Regions from separate parts of the Homo sapiens genome. Here region 2 is linked to region 1. Evidence: read pairs that join two places in POLR2A ChIA-PET (ENCODE). Cell type or tissue: Panc1. All regions are shown on one strand. Links, peaks and the distances in the headings refer to the core of each region. The heading gives the core; the rest is flanking DNA. Region 1 has its middle 130 kb from the start of CYYR1. Region 2 overlaps APP (amyloid beta precursor protein).

Evidence for each region. ChIA-PET counts read pairs that join two places held together with the same protein. Peaks named below come from ENCODE experiments on the same cell type or tissue, not always from the same donor. Only the 100,000 strongest peaks of a DNase experiment are listed, where the experiment ranks them.
Region 2: POLR2A ChIA-PET joins it to region 1 with 5 read pairs; 3 of 35 experiments call an interaction of 5 or more read pairs at or near these places.

Annotation. Positions count from the first base shown.
Region 1 is chr21:26,695,675-26,702,977 of GRCh38, forward strand. No RefSeq gene overlaps it. Among named protein-coding and RNA genes, the nearest start is that of CYYR1, 130 kb to the left of the region's middle. In Panc1, for the core only: no CTCF peak of the experiment used is centred there; no DNase peak of the experiment used is centred there.
Region 2 is chr21:26,147,457-26,154,759 of GRCh38, forward strand. The region is part of intron 1 of APP (amyloid beta precursor protein); the gene reads right to left. LOC124900466 (a long non-coding RNA gene) reads right to left here. Exons shown (of 2, transcript XR_007067829.1): 1 at 1,681-7,303. Among named protein-coding and RNA genes, the nearest start is that of APP, 20 kb to the right of the region's middle. RefSeq lists an enhancer at 1,480-2,049. In Panc1, for the core only: a CTCF peak has its summit at 2,891; no DNase peak of the experiment used is centred there; H3K27ac peaks cover 1,675 bases.

The DNA of each region.
Region 1 (7,303 bases), core at 1,135-6,134:
TCTTATCAATTTATCATCATCAAGATTCAGCCTCAAGTTTCTTCCCATCTAAGGGGCCTGTTTAGAGCCTCTAAGCTTTCTGCTTTCAGAAAGCTACATATTCACTAGAGAGAATGGGTATCTATTCTGAATTTTCTCTAGTATGACGAGATTACTGTCTTATATTGTTCTTCATTTCTTCCTAAGTGTCAGTCTTATCTCCCCAAGGAGATTGTAAGCGCCTTGGAGGCAGGGATCATGTTTTATATTCCTGGGGCCTCACATCCTTTGAATATACAATTGAGCAGATATTAAGAGATACTTAGTAATGGATTTATTGAACTTGAAATCTGAAACTGCTAATTCTAGAATTATTACCATACATTTGTGTATTTTTGGGGATTTTGCATAAAAATACTGTAGGTAGCTATATTCTTTTCACCTGCTCCCATAAACTATCAAAGTTTATGTCTCACGTATTTAGTTCTATCAGATATTGAGTTAATCACTTTTTTAGGAAGAAAGATTTTGGAGAAAGAAAGTTGGCTTCTTTACTCCATCTTCCTACTTTATATATTTGGAATTTTTCATTAGACATGACTAAAGAAGTAGAAGGAGAAACAAAGATCTAACTTTTAAATTATTCACTAGGCCTGCACAGGTTTGGTATGCAGATTAGCTCAACAGATAGAGGTAGATCAACATGGCAAATTAAAAATAATATCTAAGGTTTAATTCACACGTTGTATGACAGTCTCACTCTTCTATGTCAACCATGGACCTATACCTTAGAATTTATTGTCTCCGCTCTTCCAAATTCTGTTCCTTCCAAATCCTTGGCCAGACATCCAGGACATTGGCCACTGAATGGAAATCTGTACATATTATCACTTTGGGCTACTTCTCTTTCCACAAAAAGTGAATGCTTAAGTTCACTGCTCATAGCTCTGCCCATTGGAAAGAATTTCCCTTTTTGCTCTTTTTCAAGGCCACTCCTATATGTGTCTATAGTGCAGCCACCATCCATTTCAGCCCAGGTAATGAGCCAACCAATCCATTACCTATGCTTGGACTTTGCCCTCATCTTTCAGTTGTTTCAATTGTGCCCTTCATAGAACCATGACTGCAAGGCAGTCCCAGGTCCTCTTATCACCTGTTTTATCAGACCACATCTAGTACCATTTGTGTTAGTTAGTTCAGGTCCTCCAAGAAGCCCCTTCACAGATTTTACTAGGGAAAATCCCTGTGAGAAAAAATGGGGAGGAAGAACAGAGAGGCTGGGAGAGTCATCATACCCCACGCAAGTCTGACCATGAGGGAAGGAAAGAGAAAAGGAAGGTTGGGTGGAAGCGTCATAGACCAGTATGCAGTCTCAAGGAAGTCCAGCAAGAGACCACTGGGGAGTCCATGAGGCAGAGTTGCATGAAAAGAGAAGATATCTGTATCCTAATGTCAAAACTGCCTTAGCATCACTGTGCCTACGGGAAGCATGATGTCAGCTTAAACATGGTGATGGATTTCAAAGAACAGCCAGAGCCTCTGTGCATTACACTTCCTCTAGTTCGAATTCTGCAAGGTGCATTGTCATGGCCACCAAATTAATGTTTCTAAAAACACATAAATTCTAAGCAATCTCAATTCACAATTCAGAATAGAATGTTCTGCATCAACTCAGGAGTTCTATTCTTATGATATGAGATTCATGGGTAGAAATTAAAATGGACAATTTTATCTAACCACTATTAGCGAAAACTATAATTGGAACAAAATCTTTTTACCTCTTGCTCTCATGGATGTTTGGGTTTTTCAAATGTCTTTGTCATTACTTGTGATTCACCTGCTTAGCACGTTCCTGTTCAACCTTTAAGCCTCTGGCTTACTTGCCTTCTTCCTGTGAAGCTCCATGGTATTGCACTCTTAACTGTGTTATGTCCCACTAGAATGTAATGTTTTTGAGGTCAGGAACTGTGCGTGTATGGTTTGTTGTTGTATATAATGTGCAGTATAATACCTGGTGCTTATTATGCATTCAGTTCATGTTTGTTAAACAAATGCATAGAATCATTGTCTTTAGGCACTACCCTACTTATAACGAATTGAAGAAATGATAAAATCCATTATTATTACAGCTATTTGTATGGTATAGAACAGACCTAATTTTCTATTATGTGATTTGGCTTCTGAAAATTTATTTACTCAATTCCTTTCTGTAGTTAGGTTCACATGCACCCATATTACATGAATATATTCATGCCATCTCAGAGATCATTAGGATGACAAAAAAAAAAAAAAAAAAAAAACATATAACGGCTATCAATTTTCCCCAAAAACCAGCAGGTATAAGCAATTGTTATTCACATTGTTCATTTTATAAGCAATATAGGAACTCTGCATTTAAATAGGAAAATTGAGTGATTTCTAAAATCAGAAGCTAATATATTTTGGATTATTATTTTAAAAAGTTTAAAGGATACATATATACATCTGTAGGTTTCCTGGAGTCTCCAAATCAGGGATGCCAGCCATCCTAGAGTGTCACTAAAGTGAGAGGCAGCATGAACTTGTCTCAGATATGTTGGCATGATTTAGGAGTGGGTAGGGATGGTAGAACAAGAGTGATCCAATATTTTAAAATATTTTCTTCTGACATAGTAATTACTGCATACATGACATCATGATTTTTTCCTCTTCACTCATTCTTAGCCTGTGGCACTCAACTCTCCTGCTAGGCAATCAGCACCAGGACTACTTTTGAAGTGGTCTGCTGCTGGGATGCATTCACTTGGCCTCTGCCTCTATATTGTTTTTGGTCACCTTTCCCATCTTTCTCTTACTATTCCCAATCCTTATCCATATGCCAGCCTGCTGGCTATGCCGAATTCTCACTCTGGCTTTCCTCTAATACTTGGCATCTGGGGCTGGAGCTCTTGCGCTGCAGGCTTCTTGCTGCTCTCTGGAGGCCCTATTCTACGGGAGCTGCTCTCAGCAAGCTGTCAAGTTAGAAAGGAAATAATGAAGCATTAGCTGAAGAGTCAATATCTGATAAGGCTTAATGTGCCAGCCCTAATGATAGTTTGCATTTTCTTCTGGGAATAGTTATTTGAAAACTGAAAAAAAAAAAATAGTACCAGGATCCCCCTCTTTCCCCACCCTCCCCACCACCATGGATGCCAAAATCCACAGATGCTCAAGTATCTTATATATAATGGTATAATATTTGCATATAACTTATGCATGTTATTCTATATACCTTAAATAACATCTAGATTACTTATAATCCTGAATATAATGTAAATGCCATGTAAATTGTTGTTACGCTGCATTGTTTTTTAATTTATTTTTTCATTTCTTTTTAAAATATTTTTGATCCATACTTGGTTGAATCTGTGGAGCCAGAACCTGTAGATACCAAGTGTTATCTGAGGACTGTATTTAAGGTGTAAGGTACAGGATAGTGTAGATTTGGGGGATAAGTAGCGTTTTCTGATATAAAGAAGGCTACCATCTAAGACCATCCGTGAATTGTTATTATAATCAGATAAAAAAGTCAAATAAAAATGAGTGAATATTTTAAAAAATTATGTGACTCATTTCTTTTGAGTAACTTGACAGCTATGGTCACATTAATTGTGTACAGAGATATAGCTTTAGCTGTTTCTTAGGAAATTTGAATTTAATTAAACATGAATAAAAAGCCAAAAAGATCTTTGTTTTATTAGTGTCTCTCCTTCAATTATCATAATAAAGAGATAATCTCCAGCAAAAACAAAACTAAAAAACTTTTACAATTAAAGCATACAATGTCCAATTTCCAACATTCTAAACTATCATTAAAACATTTATTTTTTTCTCTTTATTCCTTGCTGCAAGGAGTTATTTAAAACTAAACCCAAAATATCCACTCCATAGCTCATCTAACCTGCATATAAATAGAGAATATATGTCAACTTTCAACTTACAGATTCACCAAGTAAAGGAAAAACTTTTAATGATTTCAACTCTAGGAAGGAAATGTCTTAATCACCATAAAAATGGTGTCATTAGAAAAACAGTCTGTTTTATATCTTAATATTTGTAGCATTATTTGCCCTGGTATTATAGTTTTTCATCAACCTAAGAAAGTGAGTTGTTTAACCTTATTATTGGATGCAAATAAGCATGTTTTTAAGGTACAGTATAGTTTACTGTGTAATGTGTATCAAGGATGAAGCCAAGAGAAGAAAATAACTCATTAAAAGTGTCACTTGTTACTGCAGCAATAATCAATAGAGCATTAAACATCACATCTTATTGCAATGAATGGGGAATAAACATGAAGTCCACAGTGCACTCTTGTAAATGGTATGACTTGTAAATGTCAGTGAGGACTTATTTAATACTAAAAGGCTATAAGAATTTGCAAAGGGAGTTTTAAAATTCATCCAAGATAGCTGAAGGTTACATGAAGAAAGGGCAGCTATATATAGCATGCACACACTCAGGTAATGTAAAATATGAATGGATGAAAAAGAACCAAACCTAATTCTAATTGGAGGGTTCATTATATTTGATATTCTAGAAAGAGCATGTATTGAGACCTGGAAGTTTGGCATTATGAATATTTTATTGCATATCTTGCTTTATATTCACTTTATATTCATATAAAGCAGGCTTTTTTTTTTTTCCAATGTAAGCAGTGTATATGTATAGGTAGAGAGCAAAGAAAAATCTTACAGATTAATGCAGTTCAGAATACATCATTTAGGTGAATTGTATTCTCTTTCTGGAAGCTTCTTTTAAAATTTATAATCTGCAACATCTCATTGCACAAAATTTCCATCTCTTCATCCAAGCAAGTTAAATTTGTCTTGATTTATCTGCATATTGATCTGTAAACCTGATAATTGATAGGGAAGATTCTTGGAGATTTCTAAAGTCTGTCATTTTTATAGATGCAGACTTTCATGTAGCACAATCAGAACATTCTGACATAGAAAAAAAAAATAATCAATGTATGTGATATAGTTTGGCTCTGTGTCCCCACGGAAATATCACCTTGAATTGTAATAATCCCCACATGTGAAAGGCGGGATCAAGTGCAAATAATTGAATCATGGGGTTAGTTTCCCTCATGCTGCTCTTGTGATACTGAATGAATTTTCATAAGATCTGATGGTTTTATTAATATAAGGGGCTTCCCCCTTTTCTCAGTACATCTCTCTCCTGCTGCCATGTGAAGAAGGTTGTGTTTGCTTCCCCTTCTGCCATGAATGGAAGTTTCCAGAGGCCTCCCCAGCCATGCAGAACTGTGAGTCGATCAAACCTCTTTCCATTATAAATTACCCAGTCTCAAGTAAGTCCGTTTAGCAATGTGAGAATGGACTAATACAGTATGTTAACAGGAACCCTGGTGGCTTAACTCATTGTGGAAATGGACAGCATGGGTTACAAAACTCATATCTTAGAGAGGTTTGGCCATTATCAAAGCAAAATTCTCTTTCATGGGACTAGTTTTAGTTTCTCTCCATGGACTTATTTTGAGGTGAAAACAGTAGAGAAACTCCATGGAAAATTTAGGTCTTTTGTCTTGAATATGCTATAGAGTTAAAAATGCAATATTACCCTTTTCACAAGTTTAATTTAGCATTCCTCATAATGGTTTATATTTCAAACAAAAAAAATTATCATAGTGTTTTAGTCCATTTTCGTATTGCTGTGAAGAAATACTCAAGACTGGGTAATTTATAAAGAAAAGAAGTTTAATGGACTCACAGTTCCACATGGCTGGGGAGGCCTCACAGTCATGGTGGAAGGCAAGGGAGGAGCAAATGCTTACATGGCATCAGGCAAGAGAGCATGTGCAGAGAACCTGCCCTTTATAAAACCATCACATCTCAAGAGACTTATTCACTATCATGAGAACAGCATGGGAATATCTCGCCCCCATGATTCAATTACCTCCCACCTGGCCCCTCTCATGACACATGGGGATTATGGGAGCTACAATTCAAGATGAGATTTGGTTGGAGACAGAGCCAAACCATATAATTCCACCTCTAGCCCCTCCCAAATCTCATGTCCTCATATTTCAAAACCAATCATGCCTTCCAAACAGTTCCCCAAAGTCTTAACTTATTTTAGCATTAACTCAAAAGTCCATAGTCCAGTCTCATCTGAGACAAGGCAAATCCCTTCGACCTATGAGCCTGTAAAATCAAAAGCAAGTTGGTTACTCCCTAGATACAATGGGGGTACAGGCATTGGGTAAATACACCCTTTCCAAATGGGAGAAATTGGTCAAAACAAAGGGGTTACAGGCCCCATGCAAGTCCAAAAACAAATAGGATAGTCATTAAACCTTAAAGTTCCAGAATGATCTTCTTTGACTCCATGTCTCACATACAGGGTCATTCTGATACAAGAGGTAGGCTTCCATGGCCGTGGGCAGCTCTGTCCCTGTGGCTTTGCAGGGTACAGCTCCCCTCTTGGCTGCTTTCATGGGCTGGCATTGAGTGTCCGTGGCTTTTCCAGGCACACAGTGCAAGATGTCAGTGGATCTACCATTCTAGGGTCTGGGTAGTCCTCTTCTCACAGCTCCACTAGGCAGTACCCCAGTGGGGATTCTCTGTGGGGGCTCCAACCCCACATTTCCCTTCTGCACTTCCCTAGCAGAGGTTCTCCATAAGGGCCCTGCCCCTGCAGCAAACTTCTGCCTGGACATCCAGGCATTTTCATATATCCTCTGAAATCTAGGTGGAGATTCCCAAATCTCAATTCTTAACTTCTGTGCACCTGCAGGCTCAACATCACATGGAAGCTGCCAAGGTGTGGGGCTTGCACCCTCTGAAGGAATGGCCTGAACTGTACCTTGGCATATTTCAGCCATGGGTGGAGTGGCTAGGACACAGGGCAGTAAGTCCCTAGGCTGCACACAGCAGGGGGGCCCAGGGCCCAGCCCAGGAAACCATTTTTTTTCTCCTAGGGCTCTGGGCCTGTGATGGGAGGGGCTGCAGTGAAGGTGTCTGACATGCCCTTGAGACATTTTCCCCATTGTCTTGGTAATTAACATTTGGCTCCTCATAACTTATGCAAATTTCTGCAGCCAGCTTGAATTTCTCCTCAGAAAGTGGGTTTTTCTTTTTTATCACATCATCAGGCTGCAAATTTTCCAAACTTATCCTCTGCTTCCCTTTTAAATGTTAAGTTCCATTTCTAAATCATGTCTTTGTGAACACATAAAACTGAATCCTTTTTACCAGCACCCAAGTCACTCTTGAACTCTTTGCTGCTTGGACATTTCTTCTGCCAGATACTCTAAATAATCTCTCTCAAGTTTAAAGTCCCA
Region 2 (7,303 bases), core at 1,355-6,354, 550 kb before region 1:
TAAATAAGCATCTGACTAGAAAGTCAGTAAAAGAGCATGATATAATCAGTCTGAAGCCCAGTGTTTTAAATATAATACACTAATTTTAGACCCAAGTATTTTAGTTTTGCTTTATTGTCTACAGTTTCTTAAGAAGATGTAACTTAAAAGAAAAAAAAAATCTTTTAAATGGCTCAATCAATTTATTAGAAATAAGCGGCAAAGAGCATCTGTTCCCACAGAGCAACTGTTAAGTTAATCCCCATTAAGTCGGCCTCAAAGCACTTGGATGCAGCTACAGGATGTGGGTGTGATAGGATCACACAGGCGAACACCTGATAGGGCCTTACACACACCGGGCTAATCAGAACATCAAAAAAAAAACCTGAAGTCTCTTGGAAGGACTGAAAAATCCAATCCCTCCCCAACCCCCCCAAAAAAACCTCCCAAAACAGACTATTCCATTCAATTCAGATTTTGTGAATTAATGAAATTTAAGAGCCACCTGAAACCACCAAAGATACACAGTGATTTTCTCCCGAATCTAAGGTCCAAATGACACAGGTAGAAAAATGCACTGATAAAATGTTAACAAAAATGCATGTCTAATACTTAGAGCTACGTGTGAGCAGGTTTTAGGAGAAGGATATTGATTCTCCCTGAGGCATGAGCATTACCCACCATTTCAGGAAGCCTCTGCAAGTGGAGAAGCCACAAACCCCTTCAAAAAGATCTCTCAATTACCCACTTCCCAGTCCCCTCTGATATGTGGTAAACAATTATTTCAATGAGGTTGGCAGAGATTTTTCAAAGCTAGCAGGCAGGCATTTTGCAGCTACCTCCAGCTGGTCCAAGCAGCCAAGGCTGTCACCAGTGCCTGGTCACCGCTGAAAACACAAGGAGGGGCAGGACTAGGGCAGGAGAGTAGATGGAGAGAGCTGTGTCCCGAACCAACATTCTTGAGATTCCTTTGCTAGTGTTTTTTCTTCAGGGTTCACTGAGAAGAGGAAGGTCAGATGGGGAGGGACAAAACCCAAGGAAATGAGGCTCATTTCAAACTCTAACAACTTGATCACAAACAAAATGTATGTAGAATTACAAATAAGTTATTCTGTTTTCAGGCATCAAAAATGTTATCAATGAAATGTTGAGATGCTAAAGCAGTGAAATGTGAAACGAAGCAGTGTCACAGGCAACTGGGCCTCTCCCCTGGCCCATCCCAGGAGGGATGAAGGGTGGCTGATATGAACTCTAAGGATTATTCTGAAGGGGCCAACAAATGTTACAAAGAGGCTCAAAAATAAAAATCAGAACCATTTTTCCCTCATTCATCCAGGGCCTACTCCTGGCCATGTTCTGTGCTTTGCACTTTATTCAATTTAATTCAATTTTTCTCCTAAGCAATCTATTTAGATACTTTGTAGATGTGGAAATTGGTTTAGGGAAGCTTACATCATTTTCTTGCAGTCATATTTCTAGTAAATTGAAAGAGTTGTGACTCAGATCCAAGGTCTGAATGACTCCAACATCCACACTCAGAACTTCCTTCACTTGGGATTGAGAAAAAGGGAAATAATGGAATTGGGAGGGGGAGAGAAGACACCAAGTAGAGATATCAGCATTCAGAACTTCCTGCAGGAGAGGGTGAAAGAAGCTGGCAGCCAGGAACTGAGGGCCTTACTGATTACTTTAGTATCTTACCAATCAATTGCATTCCAAGGCTTGCTTACTTAGGAGGCTGACTGCTTAGTCCAAGAAGAAACACTGGCTGAACTCTTTGACTTATTTTGCTGGAGGCAGAGAAGATAAGTGGTTAAGAGTAAAGACAATGAAAACATAGTTTAAACCCAGTCCACTGGCCAGCTCCCTCCCAGCTGGGGATAACAGTAGGTACCTCACAGGCTGCTGAAAAGAAAAAATTAAGTGAAAGCACTTTTCAACAAGGCCTGGTTCATAGAATGAGCTACATACAGTACCTGGTAATTAGTATTACTATTGCCACAACCAAGGAGGCCTCTCAGCAAACTATTTTTACATATGCCAGAAATACAGTTATTTTTTCCAGACTAATAAATCACAAACAATATGGCACGGTTGACCGCCAGGTTACTGATGCAATTTCTTTTCACTGGAACCAAAAAACAAAACCACCACCAAATCTGAACTAAGTATAATACAATAATTCTCCCTGTCTTAAATTTTAAAATACAGAAGAAAAGATGAATTGCTGTATACTCTAAACGCTCTTTTAAATGTTTGGAGTACAGAATGTCTTTCATGAAATCATCTTGATTAAAATGTACATTCTTTTCCAAGAAGGGAGTAAACTGAGTATGGAAGACCCTCACCATTAGTTTTTATAAATGATTGATCAATGGGAATCGTCACTGAAAAATTGCATACAATTTTTGGAATGAATGCAAATTGATGGAATGTTTGTAAGCTCATGTGCTTCTTCCAACACCCCAGCATGCTCCCACCTCACAGCCTTTACACTGTATTGTTCTCTCCAGGTTTAATACTTGTAGAAAAGGGGAAAAAAACCTTTTTTCTCTACCCTGTTAGGTTCAGCACATGAGGCCTTGCCAATTAAACTGACGAGACAGATTCGCAGGGGAAAAAACACAAATTTTATTTAATGTTATTATTTTTACATGAGGGAGGGGAGAGGAGGGAGCTCCACAGAAAAGCAAAAACCCAAAAGAAGCAGTTAGGCCTGAGAGCATACACACCATTTTAACAAAGAGCAATAAACTGTGGAGAAGTCACAAGACAAAGGAGAGGGGATTAGGGCTTCCAGGGGAAGTGTGGTAAGGTAAATATATGGGGGAAACTAATAGAAGATAAGGGTTATTTCAATAAGGTTTGTTTCTGCAGGCGATGGTGCCACCTCTAGTGGTCTCTCCAGGGATGGAGAGGGGAAGGAGGATACCTTCACACAGCAAAATTTTTATAAAAAGGGGGTAAAGCTTGTCCTGGGTCTGCTATTTCTCGATTGTCTTCAGCTCAAATTAGTACTTTGCTGAAATGGCATATTTGGGGGTAGCATATTCTGATCCCCTTCATACCCTTCCAGACTGTGTCTCTATCCAGCTCCTCACTGGCTTAATTTTTCTTCATAGCACTGACCACCAAGTGGCACAGAGTATACTGATTGACATCTAGATAGACAGATAGATAGACAGATAGATAGACAGACAGACAGACAGATTGACTGATTTGCTCTCTGCCCCACCCAACAAAGTACAAGCTCTGTGAGATCAGGAAGCTGGCCTCTTTCATGGTTGTATCCCAATGCTTGGCATAGTGTTGGTGTTCAATTAATGCACCAAATAAATGAACGGATTTCCATATTATATCAATATTTTCTTACAATTAGAATTTCTGTGATGTTGATAGTGTAAGAATTTGTTTTTATTAGTTTTCAACAGTATCAACATTTACTCATTATGTAGTTACAGTATTGTATTTTTTTAAAGTAAACAATAAACAACACTGTCTTTGCTCCAAATACCTATAATGTGAAATATATAAAACTGGCCGACTGACCACAGAAACGGCAGTTAATAATCAAAATTACATGTGTCTGGCTGAATGGACTCCACGACCTTACACTAGGTTCTGTAACAGCAGCATTTCATCACAATTTGTTAAATTTGAAGATAAATACCGTCTCTTTTCTGGTCAAAGATTCTTATATCTTTGGAAACTTGACAGAATTAATGTTTTTGACTTGTTTTTCACCACATAACATCAGGAGAGACTTTAACAGCAGTGAAGTGGCAAGGAGGACGCTTTATTTATATCCGTGTAATCATGTAACCCACTTCATGCTCCCACTGAATGGCTCCAGTAAACTGAAATCACAATTTCACTAATATCTACATTCCAGCTCCAGCTACATTTGCCTGTCAAATGCAACAACTTACAGTTAAGCTTCTGCCTACACGAGCAATCACAGAACCATTAAATAAGAGGATTGCTTGTTTGAACTACTAGATCAGCCTTTCCTTATTTTTGCTAATCTGTGTGGTGTACGTTCATTACCTTTTTTTTTTATGTTAAAGACCACCATGCGTAACACTACTTGACAGCAGCAATTTATAGCAGTGGTCCCCAGCCTTTCTGGCACCAGGGAATGGTTTGATGAAAGACAATTTTGTGGTTTGGTTTCGGGATGAAACTGCTCCACCTCAGATCATCAGGCATTAGATTCTAATAAGGAGTGTGCAACGCAGCTCTCACTTTCTTACATGCGGTTCACAATAGGGTTTGCGCTCCTATGAGCATCTAATGCCCTGCTGATGTGACAAGAGGCAGGGCTCAGGCAGCAACACTCACTCACCCATTGCTCACCTACTGCTGTGCAGCAAAGCTCCTAACACGCCACAGACCGGTACCAGTCCATGGCCCAGGGGTTAGGGACTCCTGATTCACAGCATTACAATAAATAATAAATAATTAAAATATTACCTGATATTTGGCAAACAATCCCTCTCTAAGTCACTACTTCCAGCCTATGTTCAGGCTAGAAATGCCAAATAAAAAAGCACATGTCTGTCTGGGCACGGTGGCTCACGCCTGTAATCCCAGCACTTTGGGAGGCCGAGGCGGGGGGATCACGAGGTCAGGAGATCAAGACCATCCTGGCCAACATGGTGAAACCCTATCTCTACTAAAAATACAAAACAAAAACAAAATTAGCCGGGCGTGGTGGCGGGCGCCCGTAGTCCCAGCTACTCGGGAGGCTGAGGCGGGAGAATGGCGTGAACCCGGGAGGCGGAGCTTGCAGTGAGCCGAGATCGCGCCACTGCACTCCAGTCTGGGCGACAGAGCAAGACTCCATCTCAAAAAAAAAAAAAAAAAAAAAAATGGGCCAAGGATCTGAATAGACATTTCTAAAAAGCAAATGTACAAACAAACAAAACAAAACAAAACAAAAGCACAAGTCCACAACTACATAGCTCCAGTTTCCCTAAACAGATTTACCCATTCAGTAAACATTACATGTACAAAGAACTTAAAATAGTATGAGATTTAATGTTAAGAAATAAAATGTAGGATCTAAAACGTAATCTATAGCATAATCTCAAAAATGGTTTAGAAATGACATAATAATACAGACATTTGTGGGTGGTAGGATTATGCATATTTTTATATATTTTTAAATATATTTTTCAAAAGCTTCCTATAAAGAATGTAATTCTTTCCCAATTCCAAATCTAGCTTAAACATAATTTTACAAAAATTATTCTCTCAGAATGTAAACTAGTACCACCTCTATGGAAAACATTATGGAGATTTCCTAAAGAGTTAAAAGTAGATCTACCATTTGATCCAGCAATCTTAATACTGGGTATCTACCCGGAGGAAAAGAAGTCATTGTATGAAAAAGACACTTGTACACATATGTTTACAGGACCACAATTCACAAATGCAAAGATGCAGAACCAACCTAAGTGGCCACTGACTAATGAGAGGATAAAGAAGATGTGGCATATATATATCAGGGACTACTACTCAGCCATTACAAGGAACAAAATAATGTCTTTTGCAACAACTTGGATAGAGCTGGAGGCCATTATTCTAAGTAAAGTAATTCAGGAATTGGAAAACCAAAAACCGTATGTTCTCTCTTATAAGTGGGAACTAAGTTAGGAATAAGCAAAGGCACACAGAGGGACATATTGGACTTTAGAGACTCACGAGGAGGAGGGTAATAGGGGACTAGGGATTAAAAGAAAAACTAGACATTAGGTACAAGGTACCCTACTTAAGTGCACTAAAATCTCAGAATTCACCACTACGTAATTCAACTAAGTAACAAGAAACCACTTGTACCCCAAAAGCTACTGAAATAAAAATTATTCTCTCAAAAATTTTAAGCCCTAAACTTCAGTTCCTATTGTTTATATTTACTAAGAAAAACAACAGAAAACACTGTTTTAAAAATGGTGGATTTTTTTAAGGTTAAAGGTATATAAGACAGCTGCCTAAGGAAACGCAGATACCCCTGTACCTTGTTGTTGTTGTTGTTTTTCACTTTTTTAAAAAACATAGAGATGGGATCTCCTTATGCTGCCCAGGCTTGTCTCAAACTCCTGAGCTCAAGCAATCCTCTGACCTCAGACTCTCAAAGTTTTGGGACTACAGGCGACAGTCACCATGCCAGCCAATATCCTTGTACTTTTAACTCATTCCTACAAGCCATGAATCCTCTAAGCATTGTCCCAGACACAGCACTGGCAAACTTCAATCGTTTTCATCAGAATATAAAGAAACACAGGGCATGCTTAACTTCAAGGTTGATATTTCCTTTGTGAGTAAAGCCTTGCCACAGATGAGAAGTCCTGAGGATCAAACAGGAAAACTTTAAGTTTAATTAAATCTAAAATCATAAAACCTAAGTTATATGACTAAGCAAACTCTTCAAAGCACTCAGTCAACATCCATGCTGGTAAATATTTCAGGAATGAAATGAAAAATAACTTTCAATTCTAAAAGTTCATCCATCATGCATGCTTCACGTTGTAAAGCAAATATTTCACAAAAATGAGTTTACAACAAAAGAACACCAATCCCACTTCTCCAACCCTCCATGTCAGGCAGTAAGCTTTCCACATTTGCTTACATTCTGAAAATAACTATTTTACATGCCAGGAATGCAATAGGCTTAAGCTGTCAAAAAGTATCATACTTTAAGTGTAACTGGGTAAGAACTATGGGCACACACACAATAAGCCTTCCAAAACAAGGGGAGGTAAATGAAATCTTAATACCTGTGTTTCCAGAAGCCCAGAAATGAAGTGCAATTCCTTATAATCTGTACATGTTTACATACCCATACAGACAATAAAATGTGTAAGGTAATGACAGGTCCATCTCTCCCCTTCCTTTTAGTGGGCATCTGACATTTCAGGGTTCAGAATCACATATCCTGGGTCCCAAAAGGTCCCCCCATTCCTATTCCAACAGTGCTCACAATAGAAAAAGATGAACTGATCACTGGACCCTACATCATCTCATATATGTATAATACTAGTCCACAGAGAGGTTGAAGATATGCCTGGTAACTCTATTCATCCTACCCCACAAGTTTTGTCCAAATCAGGCCATGCCTTCAAGTGGGCCAGATTGTCTTAAAGCTCCTGGCTTAATATTTAACTGATAGCAACAACCTAACGTTAGTACCTTAGTAACTAAAGGGGATGCAGCAACATGAAGCAGAAAAAGTGATGAAGAAAGAGATTAGAAGTTAGAGAACAGGGACTGGGCTCTTGATCCTTAAAATGTGGGTGATTTTGAACAACTCAACATCTCCAGA